Regions from separate parts of the Homo sapiens genome. Here all the other regions are linked to region 1. The links are chromatin contacts, found by Hi-C or POLR2A ChIA-PET in ENCODE. All regions are on one chromosome and are shown on one strand. Each heading gives the region's core, a stretch centred on a gene start or an enhancer-like site at or near the end of the contact. The rest is flanking DNA. Distances are from core to core; before and after follow the strand shown.

Region 1 (3,097 bases), core at 425-2,924:
ATTCCTTGGCCTTTGTTGAGAGGAGTTAAAAGGCTGGAGCAGAGGAAACAGAGGGCATCTGGGGGACGGAACGCTTGGAGAACGCAAAGGGAAAGGCGGATGGAGTGGAAAGGGGTGGGGAGGAAAGGAGGGGTCCATTTTGGTCATGCCCCTATTCCCAAACCCAACTTGCCTGGGCACCAGGGCTGAGGACCAGCACCTGTGGCTTGGCCTCCAGTGCTCCTTCCTCAAGCCTGAGTTCTGTCCCACCCCACCTCCGTGGGGTAAGCAGGGGCAGGAGGGGAGGCCTGCTGACGTACCTCCCCCAGCTCTTCGCACCCCTGTGTCTCGGGAAGAGGTGCTAGGTCCAGGGGGGGTGGAGAAAGGACCTCCAAGTCAGAAGTGATAAAGAGCCCATGGAGAGAGCCTGGTGCCCCCACATCTCCTACAGAGCAGCTATATCCCTTCCCAGGGGGAGAGAAAGCCACCTCTGAGAGCAAAGCCACCTCAGAAAAAAGACTAGAGGGAAACACTGAAAAGTCCATAGTAGTTAATACTGTGTGGTCCGCCATGATGGCAGGTAACCTTTATTTTATATTCTTTTGATTATTGTGTATTTTCCAAACTTTTAATACTTGTAAATTTAAGGGAAAACAATTTTTGTTTTCAGAGAAAGAAAGAGGAAGAGGCAGTCCCACCCTCCCAGGAACAGGCAAGCTGGGGCTCCCATCAGCCTGAGCTCCAGCCTGGGAACGGCCTGCTCCCACCCAGGCAAGGCCCTGCTGGCCACCCTGCTCTCTGTTCTTCTTCCCAAATCACTGTGTCTGTCACCTGCCTCCTTGGCTCTGCCCTGTCGGGCTGTGGAGCAAGGGTCTGCCCCGGGCTGCGCAGAGCCATGCATACAGTAGGTGCTCAGGAAATGCTTGTGACCTGAGGTGTGGTCCCAATCTGCAGACAGTTTCCCTGGAGAGGTGGGCCTACGTCCCCAGCGGACTTAGGATGTGAGGTGGGCGAATTGGTTGCTGCTGATTCATTCAATGAACATTTATTGAGCATCTACTGCATGCAAGCACTGTTCTGGGCACTGGAGATGCAGAAGTGAACACAATGGACAAAGATGCCTTCTCCCTGGGGCGCCACATTCCTGTGATGTGTGGAGAGAGACTGCCTCAGGAACCACCCTCCCCCCCAGTGTTTTTCAGTGTCCCAGCTTTCCATTTATAGATGGGGAAACTGACACTCAGAGAGGAGGCAGTCCTTGCCTGAACCCCGACAGCCAGGGAGTTGCAGATGCTGTTCTAAGCTCCAGAGCCTCGAGATTCAGCCCAGACCTTAGCCTACCAAGCCCTACTAAGGTAGGCTCTCTCCTCTGGCCACCCACACCCCTCTGGCTTAGGTCCTTCCTACCTATGCAGAATCTTGGCCTCCTGGCACTTCCATAAATGCTCTGGATTCCCCATTAAATCCTCATCACAGCTCCGTGTGCTGGGCATCACCACCTCCATTGTGGAGATGAAAACAGACTCAGGCAGATGGTGGGACTTGCTGCAACTAATGTTTAAGAAGAGGAAAGAGGACCTTGAGTCATCCTGTGGTCTGTCTGACATCAAACCAGCCCGTCAAACTCTCCCTTCTGCCCGGAAGATATCTTCTCTTCCTTGGCCTGAGGGCACCACCTCCATGGAGCCCTCCCCGATACCTCTAAGCGAGGTGATTCATATCCTCCTCTATGCAACCACAGCATCTTCAGGCCCTTCTCAAATACTTCCTGAAGTCTTTCTAGAAAGGGTGGAATCTGAGATGGGTCTAGAAAGGGCAGATCTGGGGAGGAAGGAACCTTGCTGGTACAAGCAGAGTGAACAGCATGGGCAAAGGTATGGAAGAAGGATCACACAAAAGGATTACATGGAGATGGAAGGTTTATGGGTCCTGTGGAGGGCTTGAGGGAGAGGAGACTGAGGAAGAAGGTGGGCCAGGCCTGGGGTTGGTCATGGCTTCAGGACACAGGGCTCCAGGACTGAACCAAGCTGGGCCGTGATGTGGGGCAAAGCATCCCATGATGCACAGGGCGGTTCTCTGAAATAGGCCAGTGTAGACATGGCCTTGAGGGTAGGTACGTGTGTGAACAGAGACCACAGGGGCCTCCCGCACCCACTCACGAGCCCTGTTTTTATCAGTCTCTAGACACACACCTGAGCAGCCGAAGCACACTTGCTCTGAGGCACGTAGAGGGCTCCGTGGATGGCCACGTCCGTGGTTGGACAAGGACAAGGGCGAAGGCTTAGAGCAGCTGAAGGGAAACCTGTCCTGGGGAGAATCCCAGGGCTAGTGACGGCGGCATGATTTTCAGGGCACAGTGCAAAATGAAAATACAGGATCCCTTGTTCAAAAATCAGTAAGAATTTCAGGACAGCGACCACAGAACACGAAACCAAGCATGAGGCCCTTCTAAGCAAGGGACCCTGTGCAACTGCCCAGGCCTGAAAATAAGCCTCTGTCTGCCTTTCCTTCCTTCCCTGGACTTGTGTGGGCTTCCATTCTTTATGAATCCACAGTGTTAAAATAATAATAAGTGAAGCCTTGGGTGAGAGCATAGCTTGAAGATTTTAGAACCAGTAAGAACATTAGGGAAAACATGACTCCAACCAACGTCCCCACCCTGTCTGCATTTTACGTTGTAGAACACCTGAAGGATCTAAGAAATTTAAAAATAAGCTCGGTAATCTCAACACCCAGAAAAAACCACTATCATTCGGTGTGTTTCCTTCCAGTCTATTTTTACCCCATGTCTTGTTTTTGCCTCTGTGGGTCTCTTTCCTCCATGTGTGAGGCCATGCAGATATGTCTGAGAACCTCAACAAGAATATCAATAGGCTGGGGCATGGCGGCTCCCGCCTGTAATCCCAACACTTTGGGAGGCTGAGGCAGGAGGATAACTTGAGCTCAAGAGGTGAAGGCTGCAGTGAACTATGATCGTGCCACTGCACTCTAGCTTGGGCGACAGAGCAAGACCTGGTCTCCAAAAAAAAAAACCACACATTAACAGTCATTACAGGTTGAACATCCCTTACCCAAGATGGCTGGGACCAGAAGCATTCAAATTTAGGACTTCTGATTT
Region 2 (3,278 bases), core at 439-2,938, 36 kb before region 1:
ACGTCTGGAAAACTCATCCCCAGGGAGGGCAGGAGTGGCCTGGGCATCCCGGAGGGCTGCACTGCCGGAGACTGGATTCCAGGTGACCTTGGCATCGGCTCCTTTAGGACCACAGCCTGACCCTTGTTTTGCTCAGAAAGCCCACACACCATTTCACACAGGAAATTCAACCTGGCCTTCTCACGTCCTGTTCTCAAGAAGAGAGGAAAAAAACCTGTAAATTCAGTCTCTGTGTTGTTTTTTAAACAGACTTTGAAATGTTTCCTGAGAGGGAGGAAGAGTTCACGAAAAGAAACGATAGAGAAACCTGCAGATAGAAATGGGAGGGAAAACACAGCACGAGGATGAAGAACCAGAAGAAGGAGAGACCTAGCAGAGAGGGCATCTAAGATGGAGACCTGGTGCAGGGAAGCTTCGGAAGTAGCCGAGAAGTTGCTGCAGAGGCAGAGGGACGGGGAGCCAGCAAGATACAGAGCAGCACAGGAACGCTTGAGGCTGGTGGAGGTCCCCACCCCACCTCCATCCCCGGCACCTCCCTCTGTCCAGCAGCAGCAACATCGCAGCAACATCATCCAGTCCTTCCACCCCCCACCTCTTCCAGGACGGTGGGAAGAAGCCTCGCTATGGGGTCAGACAGACTATCAGTGGCGTGCTGGACATGGCTGGCCTGGGCTGCTACCAGCTTGTACGAGGCAATTGTGAAATATTTGGGAATTTTACAGGCCCGTGTTGGTAGCTTGAAAATGGCCTTGGTGGGGAGTATTTACACCACAGGAATTGGCAAACACTACAAATTGGGGCTTTTGTTTTGTTTTGTTTTGTTTTTGAGAGCCAGTTTACCACTAGCATACCATTCATTGCCTAGGGCCTGGGGTACAATTCCAGCCATGTCTCTGAACAGCTGTGTGACCTTGATCTTGTCATTCCACCTCTTTGAGCCTCAGTTTCTTCACCTGTGCAATTAGAAGACCAATACTCATCTCACAGGGCTTTAGCGAAAATAAATTCCGAGTGTGTACGGAGCATCCACACACAGCAGGCACTCAACCACTGTCCCCTTCTTCTCTGGAGAACTCACAAGCCTGTCCTCTTCCACCCTTCTCACTTCCTTTTTATGCCTGAGGTTCTCCTGCTCGAGAATAATGGAGCTGAGCCTTGCACTATTTCAGTAGGAAAATGCTGATCATCCTGAGAGCGGAGGACACTGGTATGTTTACAAGGCCTTTAGTCTTCTTAAGTCAGCAGCCGTTAAGCCCTTGTAGGCACAGCATGCCAGGGAGGGCACAGGAGGGGAGGAGGAGGCAGGAGCAAAAGAGACGACTAAGACATGTTTCCTGGAATCACAGGACAGGGAGATGAGGTGGCACATCCAGAAATGACTGGTGCTGAGAAATAAATCACAGCGGACTTTGAAAATGGGATTCAGGGGATGCTCCCAAGGAAGGTAACATTCGAACTGGATTGTCCTCCCTGCCCTTCTCTCCCCTCCCTCCGTCTCTCACCTCTCTCTTTCATCATTCAATTATAATGTATTCATTCATCATTCATTCATTCAGCCAATATTTCCTGCTCACCTGCCCAAACTAAGAGATGAGGACACAGAACATGTGTTTCCCCTGCCCTCTAGGAGCTCACGGTGAGAGGAGACACAGGCCCGCAAGCAGCCAATTCCAGTGCAGGGCTGCCCCCTTTGCAGGCTGGCAGGATTGCAATACATGGAGATGCTAAAGAGGGCATTCCAGGGAGAGGAGATGGCATGAGCAAGGGCCCAGGGGTTGGACTGGGCAGGGCATATTCAGAAGGAGTGAGGAGGCTGAGTGGCTGGAGGGGAGGGTGGGATCCAGAGCCCAAGCTGGAAAAGGGAAGTCAGATCCCTGAATGCCTGGGGCAGGACATTGTTACCTCACCCAGCAGGGTGACTTCCATGGACTGGCAGAAGAGAGAGAGGACATAGAGGAGGAGGAACCTGAAGTCCGTGCTCCCTGACACCACAGTTGTCTTCAGGCAGCCGCTTGTCTATATACCCACCCTATTCTGCAGAGCTGGGTAGCTGCCACCCTCCGCAATGGCTGTCTGTGGTTTGGACACCCCCAGCTCCCTCTCTTCCCTCCTTCAAAAACAACATCTGGATTTTCTTGTGAGGAGCCGCCCCTCCCCGTGTTCCCTCCTTGTGGTGTGGGAGAGAGCTGACCCCGCCTCAAGTTCCAGGGGAGGGCTCATGACCCAGGCTACCCAGTGACAGTCAATCCTGGGGCCATGACTGCATTGTCAGCCAAGAGGTGTTCTCTTTCACAGAGGGTGGAAGCTGATGGGATGAAAGCCAAGTTGATGGTGACCCTTTATGACAAAGGGTCAGAAAAGCCTACGCGAGAAGCAGCTAAAGCAGAGAAAATCAGACTGGAATGAGGGGCAGAGGGAGTTTCTGATGGTATCATTTGAGCTCCCGGATCCATCTGTGCCTGAAGCAGGCCCTATTCCTGGAATTTTCAGTTCTATGAACCAGTATAATATTCCTATTGCCTGTTTATTTTGCTTTGTTTTGTAAGAGCCAGCTTGACAGTCTCTTCGTCTGTCACTTGCCACTTATCCTGACACAGCGGCTCCCCTAGTCCTTGCTAATGTCCGGCATCTCTTTCAGACTCAGCCCTGGGCTCACTGCGTGGACCTGAAGAAGCCGCTTAACCTCTGTGAGGCTCTGTTTCTCAGCTGTAAAGTGGGTGTGACCATCCCCGCCAACCCCGTAGGATCACCAACTAGCGGATGCGACCGTGCTGGTGAGGGGGTTAGTCGGGCAACTCCACAGAGCTGGGACTTGAAATGGAGCCTGTGTTTAAGTGGTTTCGATCATTGACCCCTCCCTCCGCTGTGTCTGTAGCCCACCTCCCCTCCTTTGACCTCCAGGCTCATCTCCAACCGTGCCCTGTGTCTCCACTTGCACCTCAAACACCTCATGCCCAAAAGAAAATTCTTGACTGTTCTCCCCCGAGCCTGCCTCCCACAGTCTTCCCTCCTCAGGTAGTGGGCACTTCATCCTTCCCCGTGCTCAAACTGAAACCTCCCTACAGCCTTGCCACCCACCAGCCTCTGCCCCGGTCCCCGCAGTCAGGAAGTCCTGCTGCTTCCACCTTCAAGGTACAACTCCCATTTCTCCCCACCTCCAGTGCTTCCTCCCTGGCCAGCCCCCATCACCTCCAGCTCGTGTTACTGGGGGAGCCTCCTAGGATCTCCCTGCTTCCACACATGTTCCCTACAGTCTAGTCTCAACAGTAGCCAGGTGG
Region 3 (3,369 bases), core at 317-2,816, 44 kb after region 1:
ACCCCGCCCTCTTCCGCCACAATAGATGTGTTTTCACAGGCTCTAGGGAGAGCAGGTGGCTGTGTGTCTTCTGCTTGACCTTGAGCTCACTGGCTGTCCAGAGCCTCAGTTTTTTCACCCATATGATAGGATGGTGGCAGACATTACTCAAGGGGATGCTGCCAGGCGAAACAAGATGGTGCTTGTCAGCTGCTTAGACGCTGCCGTGGAGGAAGCACCCAGCAAGCATCTGCTGCCGTTTTGATGATTTCCACTCCTGCTGGCGACTGCTTTAAAGGACAGCCCTAGCCTGCAGAGGTGTGATGGGGATCTACTGTGGGAGAAGGGGGGCTTCCTGGAGGAGGGGCTCCTGGACTGGGCTTCACAGGACAGAAAGCATTGCTGGCAGAGGCTGTCCTGAGCTGAGGCTCTGAAGAGTGGGGGGCAGAGAATATTCAAGAAATACTGGGAACAGCAGCAGCAGGAAGAAGTGGTAGTGGGTGGGCCCTGGGGCCAGCAGCCCTGCCTTCTTTTCTTTCTGGGGCCCCTCTGACCAGCGGCTGATCTTTGCTACCTTAAATCAGGGACTTTCAAAAGGAAGGGGCCTCAGTGAGCAGACTGTGCAGAGGGGAAACTGAGGCGTAGCAGGACTGGGCCCAAGGTGACGGAGTGGGTTAGAGCCAGAGCTCCCCACGCAGCTCTTGCTCTGGGTAACCGAATGAAAGAGGCTTTTTCTGAAGACCATCTTCTTTCCTCAGGCACTGGAACTTCTGTCCTATTCCCAGTGTGAGAGCCCTGGCCCTGTGGCTCTGAGACTCTCTGGCGCCCTGGCCACGTGGGGCCGCCTTGGCTCCCCTCTCCCCTCCCTGGCAGTGGCTCCAGCGTTCCACAGTAACAAGGAAGCTATTTCCGAAGTGCTGTTGGACTCCCCTCCTCCGGGAAGTCTGCCCTACGGAGGGCAAGGGAGCATGTGGTGGGAGCGTGGGTTCCGGGGTCAGATTACCTGACCCACAGCCTGGGTCCCGGAACAGGCGCTCAGCGTCGGTCTCATGGTGAAGCCTCGGTGGCCCCGTCTAAACAATGGGAACAAAAGGGAAAGTGTCAGGAAAAGAGCCCTGGGCTTGGAGTCGGGGGATCCGGGTGTGAATCCTGCCTTGCTGCTCAGGCTCTGTGTTCCTCACACGACTTCAGCATCCTGGCCTCCACACCCCGGTCTCCAGCATGGGGATGATAGTTCTGCTTCCTTTGGGCATGAGCAGAGATAAAAGCGATGGTCATGATGGTGGTGACCCACGTGACTGGAAAGTGTCCACACCTTAGGCCAGCACCTCAACCCACAAAGACAGTGTGATGGGGACACCGCAGCTCGGGGTGGGGGAAAGGAGTGTGACTTGAGTGAGGCCACCAGACTGCAAGTGACAGGACCCGTCCTCGAACCCAGGCTGGCTGTCAACCCCGCCCTCTTCCGCCAGGCCGCAGGAGTAACTGTAAACACTCTTTGTACATGGTGTGACTCAGAAACAGGGGACTTTATTCTCCTGTGACGAAAGTAACAAGGCCTGAGGTTTTGCACCAGCCCTATTGGCTCCCTTCAAGCTTGTGGCTGACTAAAACACCCAGATCCTTTGCACTCAGGCTGTTGTCGGATCAGTCTGTGGTCCCCACGTCCACCCGGCAGGCTTCATGCCTGTTAAGATTCTTCTGCTCACTTGTCCCCCAGCTCATCCACATCTCCCTGCCATTTCCAGTGGCCTCAGGAGCAAGGACAACATTTCCTCCAAGGCCTGTTAGGGCTGAGGACTCGGTCTGGAATTGGAAGCTCTGGCCGTACTGGGCCTGCCCTCCTCAGGGTAGCAGTCAGGTGCTTTCCACAAGGCATCTCCTCCCCATCCGCTCCAGGCCCCACCCATCCCACTTGCCTCGTTCACGTGACTTGCCCCATCCCCATGGGCATCTGAGTTTGCAGCCCCAGCTCCAGCTAAACTCGCCCCCAGCCCATGTTTTCCCCTTTGTTGCCAAGGGCCCTGGGAGGCAGCAGTGGGGGCCTGGCCAGAGACCAAATGGTCTTATTCCTGCCACCAAGTGTCCCATGGATTCCTGGTCTGGGGCCTCATTGGAGGAGAAGGTGGGGCTCCCTGGTTCTTGGTGACTGGCTGAGCCCCTGTGGCTCCCAGGCCCCCTGCTTTCTTTCTGAGGCTCCCAGATACCTGTTTGAGCTTCCAACAGGGATGCGTAGGGAGCTTGGGGGCCTACAAGTACCAGAATCCATTGCGTTCCCATTCTGAAAATCAGAAATCAGGCCCATGCGAGGCCTCGGGCTCTGTCCCCTCATGCCCTACAGTGGTCGACAGGCTTTTCCCACTTTTCGAGTCCCCAGCAATCACTTGTTCAGGCCCCAAGAAGCGCAGTGAGTTCTGTTTTACCTCCCACCTACATCTTGCCTCTTCTCCCTCTGCCAAACTAGAAAACGCACATGTCATTCTAGACCCAAGGCCTTAGGCAAACCTTCTCCTCCCCCTTACCCCCTCCCACATTTTTTTTTTTTTTTTTTTTTGAGATGGAATCTTGCTCTGTCACCTAGGCTGGAGTGCAGTGGTGTGATCTTGGCTCACTGCAACCTCCGCCTCCCGGGTTCAAGCGATTCTCCTGCCTCAGCCTCCCAAGTAGTTGGGATCATAGGCGCCCGCCACCACGCCCGGCTAATTTTTGTACTTTTAGTAGAGACGGGGTTTCACCATATTGGTCAGGCTGGTTTCAAACTCCTGACCTCACTCAGGTGATCCGCCCGCCTCGGCTTCCCAAAGCGCTGGGATTACAGGCGTAGCCACCATGCCTAGCCTCCATCTTTTCTAAAGGGTCCCAGGTCCAGGAAATCCCACCCCTTGTTCGGCGTGTGGCCTCCAACAAGCTTCCTCGCCTCTCCGCAGTTGCAGTTCTCTTACTTGTAAAAGAGGGCCTGGCCACCCTGCCTGACTGGCAGCCTCCCACCAAGTCACGTGAGGTAGAATGGCCGTGACCGTGTTAGGGTTGATCAGCCGAACCCTGGAGTGCACAGTCCTCCAAGGGAGCCGTCCTTTCCTCGGGTCAGCCCTGGAGAAGCTGCAGCCACTAGGGGGTGCGAACAGGGACGTTCCCGGGAGTGTTGCATGTAAGGGAACTAAAGGGGAAGCTTGAGAAGGACTGAAATGTGGGTGGAGAGGACTGCGGAGTGAACTGTGCCTCCAGTGGCCAGCAGGAAAGAGGGAGAGCAGCGTCATTCTCGCCATGCTTGTTGAATCCCTTCCGTAGCAGGGAGGATCCCCAGGGTTTTATGGGAACTCCGTCATTTCTGTGGGGCTGGATTACTGTCCCCATTTTGCAGATAGGGAAACTGAGTTTGAGCTCCAAGGT

Evidence for each region. Hi-C counts contacts between places; a loop is a spot of excess contacts on that map. ChIA-PET counts read pairs that join two places held with the same protein, here RNA polymerase II (POLR2A). Pooled maps may share reads with other maps.
Region 2: a loop to region 1 is called in a pooled map, with 3 times the contacts of the local background. The contact joins two enhancer-like sites. A Hi-C loop is called at or near these places in 3 of 168 maps with a recorded cell type or tissue (CD8-positive, alpha-beta T cell, naive thymus-derived CD4-positive, alpha-beta T cell and natural killer cell), 5 of 37 single-sample maps with no recorded cell type and 14 of 50 pooled maps. POLR2A ChIA-PET finds 5 or more read pairs at or near these places in 25 of 52 experiments (B cell, CD4-positive, alpha-beta T cell, CD4-positive, alpha-beta memory T cell and 17 more).
Region 3: a loop to region 1 is called in a map of natural killer cell, with 6 times the contacts of the local background. The contact joins two enhancer-like sites. A Hi-C loop is called at or near these places in 4 of 168 maps with a recorded cell type or tissue (CD4-positive, alpha-beta T cell, CD8-positive, alpha-beta T cell, naive thymus-derived CD4-positive, alpha-beta T cell and 1 more), 2 of 37 single-sample maps with no recorded cell type and 14 of 50 pooled maps. POLR2A ChIA-PET finds 5 or more read pairs at or near these places in 29 of 52 experiments (B cell, CD4-positive, alpha-beta T cell, CD4-positive, alpha-beta memory T cell and 20 more).

Annotation. Positions count from the first base shown.
Region 1 is chr1:24,953,833-24,956,929 of GRCh38, reverse strand. All of the region lies in intron 1 of RUNX3-AS1 (RUNX3 antisense RNA 1), which reads right to left. It also overlaps a transcript of RUNX3 not described here. Among named protein-coding and RNA genes, the nearest start is that of RUNX3-AS1, 25 kb to the right of the region's middle. RefSeq lists enhancers at 1,457-1,506, 1,547-1,696, 1,737-1,916, 958-2,157 and a silencer at 2,654-2,713. Within about 2 kb of position 1,674, at least 5 of the 41 ENCODE cell types and tissues checked have a DNase peak (open chromatin) inside an H3K27ac peak, as active enhancers do; they include CD8-positive, alpha-beta T cell, where a contact is called at or near this core.
Region 2 is chr1:24,989,826-24,993,103 of GRCh38, reverse strand. No RefSeq gene overlaps it. Among named protein-coding and RNA genes, the nearest start is that of MIR4425, 32 kb to the left of the region's middle. RefSeq lists an enhancer at 2,935-3,278. Within about 2 kb of position 1,688, at least 3 of the 41 ENCODE cell types and tissues checked have a DNase peak (open chromatin) inside an H3K27ac peak, as active enhancers do; they include CD8-positive, alpha-beta T cell, where a contact is called at or near this core.
Region 3 is chr1:24,909,453-24,912,821 of GRCh38, reverse strand. The region is part of intron 3 of RUNX3 (RUNX family transcription factor 3); the gene reads left to right. Among named protein-coding and RNA genes, the nearest start is that of MIR6731, 8.3 kb to the left of the region's middle. Within about 2 kb of position 1,566, at least 7 of the 41 ENCODE cell types and tissues checked have a DNase peak (open chromatin) inside an H3K27ac peak, as active enhancers do; they include CD8-positive, alpha-beta T cell, where a contact is called at or near this core.